Linked DNA regions of Homo sapiens: region 1 is linked to region 2. Evidence: chromatin contacts called from ENCODE Hi-C or POLR2A ChIA-PET data. All regions are on one chromosome and are shown on one strand. The core of a region is the stretch at or near the end of the contact, and the rest is flanking DNA. Distances in the headings are between cores, read along the strand shown. Region 1 holds the start of LINC01842 (long intergenic non-protein coding RNA 1842). Region 2 overlaps ADGRL1 (adhesion G protein-coupled receptor L1).

The links. A loop is a pair of places that touch in the nucleus more often than their neighbours do. ChIA-PET counts read pairs that join two places held with the same protein, here RNA polymerase II (POLR2A). Pooled maps may share reads with other maps.
Region 1: a loop to region 2 is called in a pooled map, with 4 times the contacts of the local background. The contact joins the promoter of LINC01842 here to the enhancer-like site in region 2. A Hi-C loop is called at or near these places in 9 of 168 maps with a recorded cell type or tissue (adrenal gland, heart right ventricle, left cardiac atrium and 5 more) and 6 of 50 pooled maps. POLR2A ChIA-PET finds 5 or more read pairs at or near these places in 5 of 52 experiments (CD4-positive, alpha-beta T cell, Panc1, T-cell and 2 more).

What each region holds. Positions count from the first base shown.
Region 1 is chr19:14,331,073-14,335,710 of GRCh38, forward strand. It overlaps LINC01842 (long intergenic non-protein coding RNA 1842), which reads left to right and starts at 2,671. Exons shown (of 2, transcript NR_134916.1): 1 at 2,671-2,947. The region is part of intron 1 of LINC01841 (long intergenic non-protein coding RNA 1841); the gene reads right to left. RefSeq lists an enhancer at 2,693-3,368.
Region 2 is chr19:14,165,525-14,169,586 of GRCh38, forward strand. All of the region lies in intron 4 of ADGRL1 (adhesion G protein-coupled receptor L1), which reads right to left. It overlaps ADGRL1-AS1 (ADGRL1 antisense RNA 1), which reads left to right. Exons shown (of 3, transcript NR_045214.1): 3 at 3,253-4,062. Among named protein-coding and RNA genes, the nearest start is that of ADGRL1-AS1, 30 kb to the left of the region's middle. RefSeq lists an enhancer at 1,927-2,426 and a silencer at 2,297-2,486. Within about 2 kb of position 1,812, at least 7 of the 41 ENCODE cell types and tissues checked have a DNase peak (open chromatin) inside an H3K27ac peak, as active enhancers do; they include CD4-positive, alpha-beta T cell and heart right ventricle, where a contact is called at or near this core.

The sequences.
Region 1 (4,638 bases), core at 1,421-3,920, 170 kb after region 2:
GAATCTTGCTCTGTTGCCCAGGCTGGAGTGCAGTAGCACAATATCCGCTCACTGCCACCTCCGCTTCCCAGGTTCAAGCGATTCTCTTGCCTCAGCCTCTGGAGTAGCTGGGACTACAGGCACGAACCACCACGCCCAGCTAATTTTTTGTATTTTTAGCAGAGACGGGGTTTCACCATGTTAGCCAAGATGGTCTAGATCTCCTGACCTCATGATCTGCCTGCCTCAGCCTCCCAAAGTGCTGGGATTACAGGCGTGAGCCACCGCGCCTAGCCGGGAAACAGTTTTTAAAATAAAGTTACATTGGGAGGCCAAGGCAGGCAGATTGCCTGAGGTCAGGAGTTCGAGACCAATCTGGCCAACATGGTGAAACCTCGTCTCTACTAAATATACAAAAGAAATTAGCCGGGTGTGGTGGTGGGCACCTGTAATTCCAGCTACTCATGAGGCTGAGGCAGGGGAATCGCTTGAACCAGGGAAGTGGGGGTTGCAGTGAGCCAAGATCATGCCACTGCAGGCCAGCCTGGGTGACAGAGTGAGACTCCATCTCAAAAAATATATAAAATAATTAATTTTAAAAAATAAAGTTAGACTTACCATTCATCCCAGCAATTCCATTGCTATACATTTACCCAAGAGAAAAGAAAGAATATATCCATATAAAGACTTGTTGGCAAATGTTCATAGCAGATTTGTTCAATTATTGCTGAAAAACTGGAAACAATCAAAATATCTACAGACAGGAGAATATAAATTAAGGCCCATCCATAGGATGTAGTAATTCTTAGCAACAAAAAGGAACAAACTACTGATTCACACAATGTTGATAAATCTCAGAATGCATGATGCTGAGTGGAAGAGAGACCACACTGTGTGATTTTATTTATCTGAAATTTTGCAAAAGGCTCAACTAATCTAAGGTGATAGAAATCAGAATAGTAGCCAGGTGCAGTGACTCACGCCTATAATCCCAGCACTTTGGGAGGCCGAGGTGGGCAGATCACTTGAGGCCAGGACTTTAAGACCAGCTTGGCCAACATGTCAAAACCCCATCTTTACAAAAAATACAAAAATCAGCGGGGTGTGGTGGCGTGTGCCTGTAATTTCAGCTACTTTGGAGACTGAGACATGAGAATCGCTTGACCCTGGGAAGTGGAGGGTGCAGTGAGCTGAGATCGTGCCACTGCACTCCAGCCTGGGCAACAGAGTGAAACTGTCACACACACAAAAAGAATTCAGGATAGTGGGCCCCACCCTATGGCTCACACCTGTAATCTCAGCACTTTGGGAGGCTGAGACAGGAGGATCGCTTGAGGCCAGGAATTCAACATCAGCCTGGATAACAGCAAGACCCTGTCTGTCTCTACAAAAAATACAAAAATTAGCTGGGCTTGGTGGTGAGGGCCTGTAGTTCCAGCTACTCAGAGGCTGAGACAGGAGAATTGCTTGAGCCTAGGAGGTAGAGGCTTCGGTGAGCTATGGTTGCACCACTGCACTCCAGCCTGGGCAACAGAGCAAGACCCTGTTTCTAAAAAGAAAAGAAAAGAGGCCGGGCACGGTGGCTCACGCCTGTAATCCCAGCACTTTGGGAGGCCGAGGCAGGCGGATCACGAGGTCAGGAGATCGAGACCATCCTGGCTAACATGATGAAACCCCGTCTCTACTAAATAATACAAAAAACAATTAGCCGGACGTGGTGGCCGGCGCCTGTAGTCCCAGCTTGTCGGGAGGCTGAGGCAGAAGAATGGCGTGAACCTGGGAGGCAGAGCTTGCAGTGAGCCGAGATCGCACCACTACACTCCAGCCTGGCTGACAGAGCGAGACTCTGTCTCAAAAAACAAAAAACAAAAAAAAAAAGAAAAGAAAAGAAAAATCAGGCCGGGCCTGGTGGCTCACACCTGTAATCCCAGTGCTTTGGGAGGCCGAGGCGGGCGGATCATCTAAGGTTGGGAGTTTGAGACCAGCCTGACCAGCATGGTGAAACCCCATCTGTACTAAAAATACAAAAATTAGCTGGGCATGGTGGTGCATGCCTGTAATCCCAACTACTCAGGAGGCTGAGGCAGGAGAATCGCTAGAACCCGGGAGGCAGAGGTTGCGGTGAGCCCAGATCGTGCCATTGCACTCCAGCCTGGGCAACAAGAGCAAAACTCCATCTCAAAAAAAAAAAAAAAAAAAAAAAAAAATCAGTGGAGTGGCTGTGGGTGGGGAATGGATGAAGGGACATTGATTTCTGGGCCGTCTGAATGGAAGTGTTCCTTACTTTGATGGGGTGGGGACACGGGGTCGTGCATGCAAATAATATGTGCAGGCTTGGGACTTCACCGCATGTAAATTAACTCTCAATAAAGTTCCAGGAAAAGTAATTCCAATTCCAGCAACCGGATTTTGGGCTCAGTTCGGAGGCTAGCCTGCAAGCCTTGCTGGTGGGTGGCCTGTAGGGGTGACAGGAAACCCCCCGGGCCTCCGCTCTTTAGGGGAGGGGGAGCCTCGCCCTTGCCCCCCTCCGGGACGAGCGGGCAGATCTAAAAGCTTCCCTACCGCCGCCCAGGCGGTCGATAGCAGACTCCCAGGCTCCGTTTCTGCCTGCCCGGCAGCCCGGGCCCTTCCCGCCAGCCCAGCCCCTGGGAGGGGACCCGAGCCGGGCGGAGCCTCCTCCGGAGCCGCACGCCGGGCTCGGCTCACCCTCCCCGGATGCCGCTCCTCCTCCATCCCCAGAAGTTTCAGCCACTGAGATTCCCCTTGTCCCGGAGGCTGGAGGGGAAGACCCAGGCGGCTGCGCTTTGGAGGCTGGACCATCGTGGGGCTTGTCTGTGCCCACTTTTCCCCCATTCAAGAGTTACCACTGCCAGGCGCAGTTGCTCAGGCCTGCAAACCCAGCACTTTGGGATGGCAAGACAGGAGGATCGCTTGAGCCCAGGAGCTTGAGAACAGCCTGGACAACATGGTAAGACCGCATCACTATATTAAAAAAAAAAAAAAAAAAAAAAAAAAAAAAAAAAGGCTGGGCGCGGTGGCTCACGCCTGTAATCCCAGCACTTTGGGAGGCCAAGACCGGCAGATCACAAGGTCAGGAGATTGAGACCATCCTGGCTAACACGGTGAAAACCCGTCTCTACTAAAAATACAAAAAATTAGCCAGGCGTGGTGGCGGGCGCCTGTAGTCCCAGCTACTCAGGAGGCTGAGGCAGGAGAATGGCGTCAACCCAGGAGGCGGAGCTTGCAGTGAGCCGAGATCGCGCCACTGCACTCCAACCTGGGCGACAGAGCAAGACTCCGTCTCAAAAAAAAAAAAAAAAAAAAAAAAAGAGGCTAGGTGCGGTGACTCACGCCTGTAACCCCAGGAGTTTGTGACCAGCCCGGCCAACATGGTGAAACCCCGTCTCTACTAAACACACACACACACACACACACACACACACACACACTCTTAGCCGGGTGTGGTGGCGGGCGCCTGTAATCCCAGCCACTCGGGAGGCTGAGGCAGGAGAATTGCTTGAACCTGGGAGGCGGAGCTTGCAGTGAGCCAAGATCGTGCCATTGCACTCCAGCCTGGGCTACAAAAGCGAAACTCCGTCTCAAAAAAAAAAAAAAAAAAAAAAAATTCAAGCCTAGTGGATTGGAAATACCACTTTCCCTGTCTTCCTTCATCCTTTCCTTAGTCACTATCTAGACACCCTTTTTACTGGGAGTCTGGGTTACAGGGTTACATTAACCAGAACCTTAAAGAGAAAAATACTGTAATTGCAAAAACGACCAGCCTTTTAAAATGGAACAAAAGAGACTAGAAAATATCAGAACCCACTGCACAGTAGAAATATGACTATGACTTCCTGAAACTTTTGTTTTAGTTCCAAACCTGGGTAGAAGGCCTACGTTGCAATGTAAAAAATTAATTCTTTGATTTGTGATCAAAGTGCTTGAAAGATGTGGTTATATATGATGTTTGAAATTGGTTTTCTTTTTTTTTTAATTAATATATCACAGAGGTCACGCTGTGTCAATGAATATAAGTTTTAGCACTTGAATTTTCTTTTCTTTTTTTTGAGACTGAGCCACCTTATCACCCAGGCTGGAGTGCAGTGGCGAGATCTCGGCTCACTGCAACTTTCACCTCCTGGGTTCAAGCGATTCTCCTGCCTCACCTCCCAAGTAGCTGGGATTACAGGCACCCACCAACACATCCAGCTAATTTTTGTATTATTAGTAGAGACAGGGTTTCACCAAGTTGGCCAGGCTGGTCTCGAACTCGTGACCTCAAGTGATCCGCCCACCTCAGCCTCCCAAAGTGCTGAGATTACAGGTGTCAGCCACCACACCCAGCTTTTAATTTCCTTTTCTTTGTTGAGACAGGTTCTCATTCTGTCACCCAGGTTGGAGTGCAGTGGTGCGATATGCGCTCACTGCAGCCTCCACCTCCTTGGGCTCAAGCAATCCTCCCCCCTCAGCCTCCCAAGTAGCTGGAAGTACAGACATGTGCCACCATGCCTGGCTAATTTTTTAGTTTTTGTAGAGTTGGGATCTGGCTATGTTGCCCAGGCTAGTCTTGAACTCCTGGGCTCAGGCGATCCTCCCACCTGGGCCTCCCAAAGTGCTGGGATTACAGGCATGAGCCACCATGCCCAGCCCACTTTCATT
Region 2 (4,062 bases), core at 562-3,061:
GGACCCTTCACCAGCACCAAACTCCCAATCCCTCCTCTTCCCTCCCTTGCCCCGTCACCCCACCCGCCCTGCCCTGGCCCTCGAAGAGAAAATCTCCAGTGGTGCCGCATCCAAACCAGTGGGCCTGCAAGAAGAGTGGCTGGTGCTGGGAGGGAGAGAGACTCCAGGAGAAAGAGAGGAGACTGGAGGGGTGTGGTGAGGGGGCGGACCTGGGGCCAGCAGCCCAGGCCTCTCTGAGATGGGGGAGAGGGGAAGACGGGGAGGGGAGCAGCTCAGAGGGACCCTGCCCCACCTCCTTCGGAAGGGATGCTCCACAGACCACTGTAATTTCAAGGCAAAAGGGATCCCTAAAGGCCATGTCCTCCAGCCCTGCCTGCTGCTGCCGGCCTCAGATGGGTAAATTTCCCAAAACTTTCTGGAGAGGAAATGGTCATCCCTAACATCTCACCCTAGAAGCCCCTCAGCAGCAGCACCTCCGCTCCCCCCAATAACAGCCAGTAATGGCCAGCCCCATCCACTAGGGAGTTCTCTGCTAGAAATTACGGAGTCTGTGGAAGTCCCCAGACTGTGCCCCCGCCGCCCGCCGCCCATCTCCCTGGTCCTCTAACCACAACAGCCCAGAAGAAACCCTGACTGCAGCTTTGCAAGTGTGAAAGAAACAGAGAACACGCTCCCCCACCCTTCGCTCCCCCAACCACGAGGCCCGCCCCCGCCCCCTCGCCCTCATTTTTTCATTTTTTGGCAGGCTGCCCCCTCCCAGGGCTGGGGACAGCTGACACCCCTCCCCAGGGCTGGGCCCCCAGCTGGTCAGAGATGGGGATCAGGTTGGGGGTGGGGAGGACTGGTGCTCCATGCTCCAAAACAGCTCTGGGCCTTGGAAACATCAAACCAGAAGGAACTTAAGCCACCAGGAGCCCGAGACATAGGAGAATCTGCTCCCCAAAAGGAAAACAATGGTGTCCCCTCCAGCCCGCCTCCCATGAACCAGAAACATGTTATAAAAGGTACAGGGGAAGGAGGAAGAGAGAGGGGAGAGACAGAGAGAGAGAGAGAGAGAAAGAGAGAGAGAGAGAGAGACAGCTCACCCGGTGCCCCAGTGGGGGAGCCGGGGAAGGGAGTCCCTCCCTCCCCACCCGCCCTGGATGCTTATACACTTCTCCTGAAGGAGGCAAAAGAAGTATGAGAAAAGGCCAGGTCCCCCGAAAGGGCCAGGGACCAGGAAGGAGGGACAGAGAGAGACAGAAACAGCGAGAGAGAGAAAATCCTGCCCAAGCTCAGAGAGGAGCTTCCGTGGGTATCTGGAGGGTGGAGATGCCCGTGGCCGCACCAGGGCTGGTCCCACTGGGAGGACAACCCAGGGTGGGGGATACCGACCGGACCAAGTGTGGGTTGGGGAGAGAAGAAGGGGCCGGGGGAGGGCAGGTCACATAAGTATGGTACAGGTAGAACAAAGTGTGAGTTAGGGGTTAGCATTGGTAACAGTGCGTTTACCTTTCTGCTCCACTTCTACTTTAAGCATCGGAAGAGAGAGAGAAAACAAATTGAAAAAAAAAATGTGCAAGAAAAAAAGAGAAAAAAAAAGAGATTAAATTGCTTTCGTTTCTTTTCTGGCAACACGCCCCCTTTTCCTTTCCTTCCTCGCTCCTGCTTCCCCAACCCCTTCCGTAGCATCAGCTCGGGCCCCCGCCCCCAGGTCCCTTCCTCTGGGGGTGGTCAGGTGGGGTGAGAGGGTGCTGGGGAGACAGTCAGAGGGACGAGGGGGACACACACAGGAGGGAGAAGACACAGAAAGACACAGGGGTGGTAGGGGGGTACAGGCAGGCAGACAGAGCCCTCAGGTGGGAGGGGGCACCCTTGGTGCAAGGCGGGGGCAGGGAGTAGGGAGCCCCAGCTGGGAGGTGGGCTCCGGTCAGAGGGGGCACCAGGGAGTGGTGGGGTGGATAAGCCACTCGGCTCCCTTCCCACCCTGCCTGCTGCCCTCCTGCTAGAACCAGGGGCCCCAGGGGAAGGATTTCAGTGTCTCCCAGGGCCTGGGCCCACCCTCAGCCAAGAAACAGGCTGAACTCCTTCCCCTTTATGCTGGCCTCACCCAGGTCCAGCTGACTTCCCCCAAGCCCTCACAACCCAGAAGAAGCAAACACAGAGAGAAGGTGGCAGAGCCAGACACAGAACGACAGGCAGACGGGCAGTTGCACCCGGGCCCCAGAGAGAGCCAGGGTTGGGGAGACGGAGGCAGAGAGGTGGCGGGGGTGGGGGACACAGACTGGGTGGGACAGCAAGTGGGGGCACAGACACGCTCCCAGGCTCCCCAGGGGCAAGTCTGAGGCTCGGCTTCTCTGCTCAACCCACCCAGGGCCCGGGGGCCCAGGAGCTGGGAGCTCCGCCCTGCCCGCTGCCCTGCGGACGGGCGGCACCTAGGGGAGGAAGGGGCGCGGTTAGACTGTGCTCAGCTGCAAAGCAAATCCAGCATTAGTCGGGCTTGTCCACTGTGTGGGAGGGTTCCCACACATCACGTGCCCCCTGCCACCCACCCCTGACCCACCCTCACCAGCACTGGGGTCACCCCCAGCCTCTGAAGCCCTGGGCCAGGTGGCTGCCCAGGCCGCTCCCCCTCTGCATCCCTGGCCCCTCAGGAACTTCTGACTGGAGGGACTGGCTCTCCTGGCCCCTCTCTGAAGGTTCCAGCAGGGAGCTCCGCAGGGGCAGCCTCTGCCTCCCTTCCCAGCGCCTCACCCAGGGCCTGGCACTCAGGAGATGCTCAGTGAACATTTTGGGGACAAGTGAGTGCCTGGCCTCCCTGTCCTCTAGCTACCTCCTGTCCCCGCTTTAACTCCAGCCTCCTTCCTCTGGAGCATCAGGAGTTAGCTCTGCCCCCAACATCCACCCCGTATGTGTGCACACATGTCTGCGCGTGTGTGTGTGTGCGTGTGTCTCCTGTCTCCCCAAGGGCTCAGGCTATCTCTCTTCCATCAGACAGGCAGCCACTCATCCTCTGAACTGTCCTGCCCTCTGTCCCTGGAGCCTGCCTGGTCTCTGTCGGTTGTAGCCCCTGGACCACGCTCAGGGCCTCGGCTCCAGGAGGTTTCTCAGCTCCTCTCCTCCCCTAGCTTCTTTCCTGCGGCTTGACCTGAGCCTCTCGTCTACTTGCTTTGGCTTCCACCTGGACCGAGGAATTTTTCCTGCCCTTTATCTCACCTGCCTCGGGAGAAGTTGGGTCATTATCCGTTGTTATTTTAATTTTGATTACCACAGCAATAATCGTAATTGACAAGAGGCATTACAAGGAGCTGCAACAAAAGCAACGACTACCAAGTGTCCAGCACTCACGAGGGGCCAGCAACTATGCTACGCACCTCACTGGCCGTCTTTTGAGAACCCTGTCTACAGATGGGAAAACTGAGGCACACTGAAGTGAGGCCACATGGCTGGCGAAAGCAGGCACCATTTCCTTTGCATCTACAGCTCGGGTGCACACAAGCTTGACATGCGTTGTCGCTACTCCTTGTGGCTTCCCAGGGAAGGCTTTTGACCCCTCTCCACCCCATCACAGATGAATAAACAGGCTCAGCTGGCTTAAAGGGCATTGGTAATATTACTGAGCACATCCTGAACCAGGCATGGGTCTGGGCGCTGGGGCGGCGGGTGAAGACGAAGCCTCTGCCCTTGGGAAGTTTACACTCGGCACTCAAAACCCTGCCACCAGGAGCGACTTTGTGGCCGGCCCTGGGCCAAGCGCTTCTCACATGTCATCTCATGGACTCACACCTCCTTCCGTAGTGGCCCAGAGAAATTAAATCATTTGCTCAAGGTTTCAGAGCCAGAAAACTCAAGAGCCCAGTCGAGCCTTGAACCTACACCCATCTGACTGCCCCCCTGTGCTGAGCTCGCTGCCTCCCACCCCCCTTCCCCGCTGTCCCAGCCGCGGGAGTCAGCCGTGTCCCCAGTGCTGTGGGGAGGCTTCAAGGAGCAGATGGGCATCCCCCTCGGTGGTGGCTGAAGGCCTCAAGCGCTGAAAGGAAAGGACGAAGAGTAAAAGAAGAAAATTACGGAAGCACAGAAGGG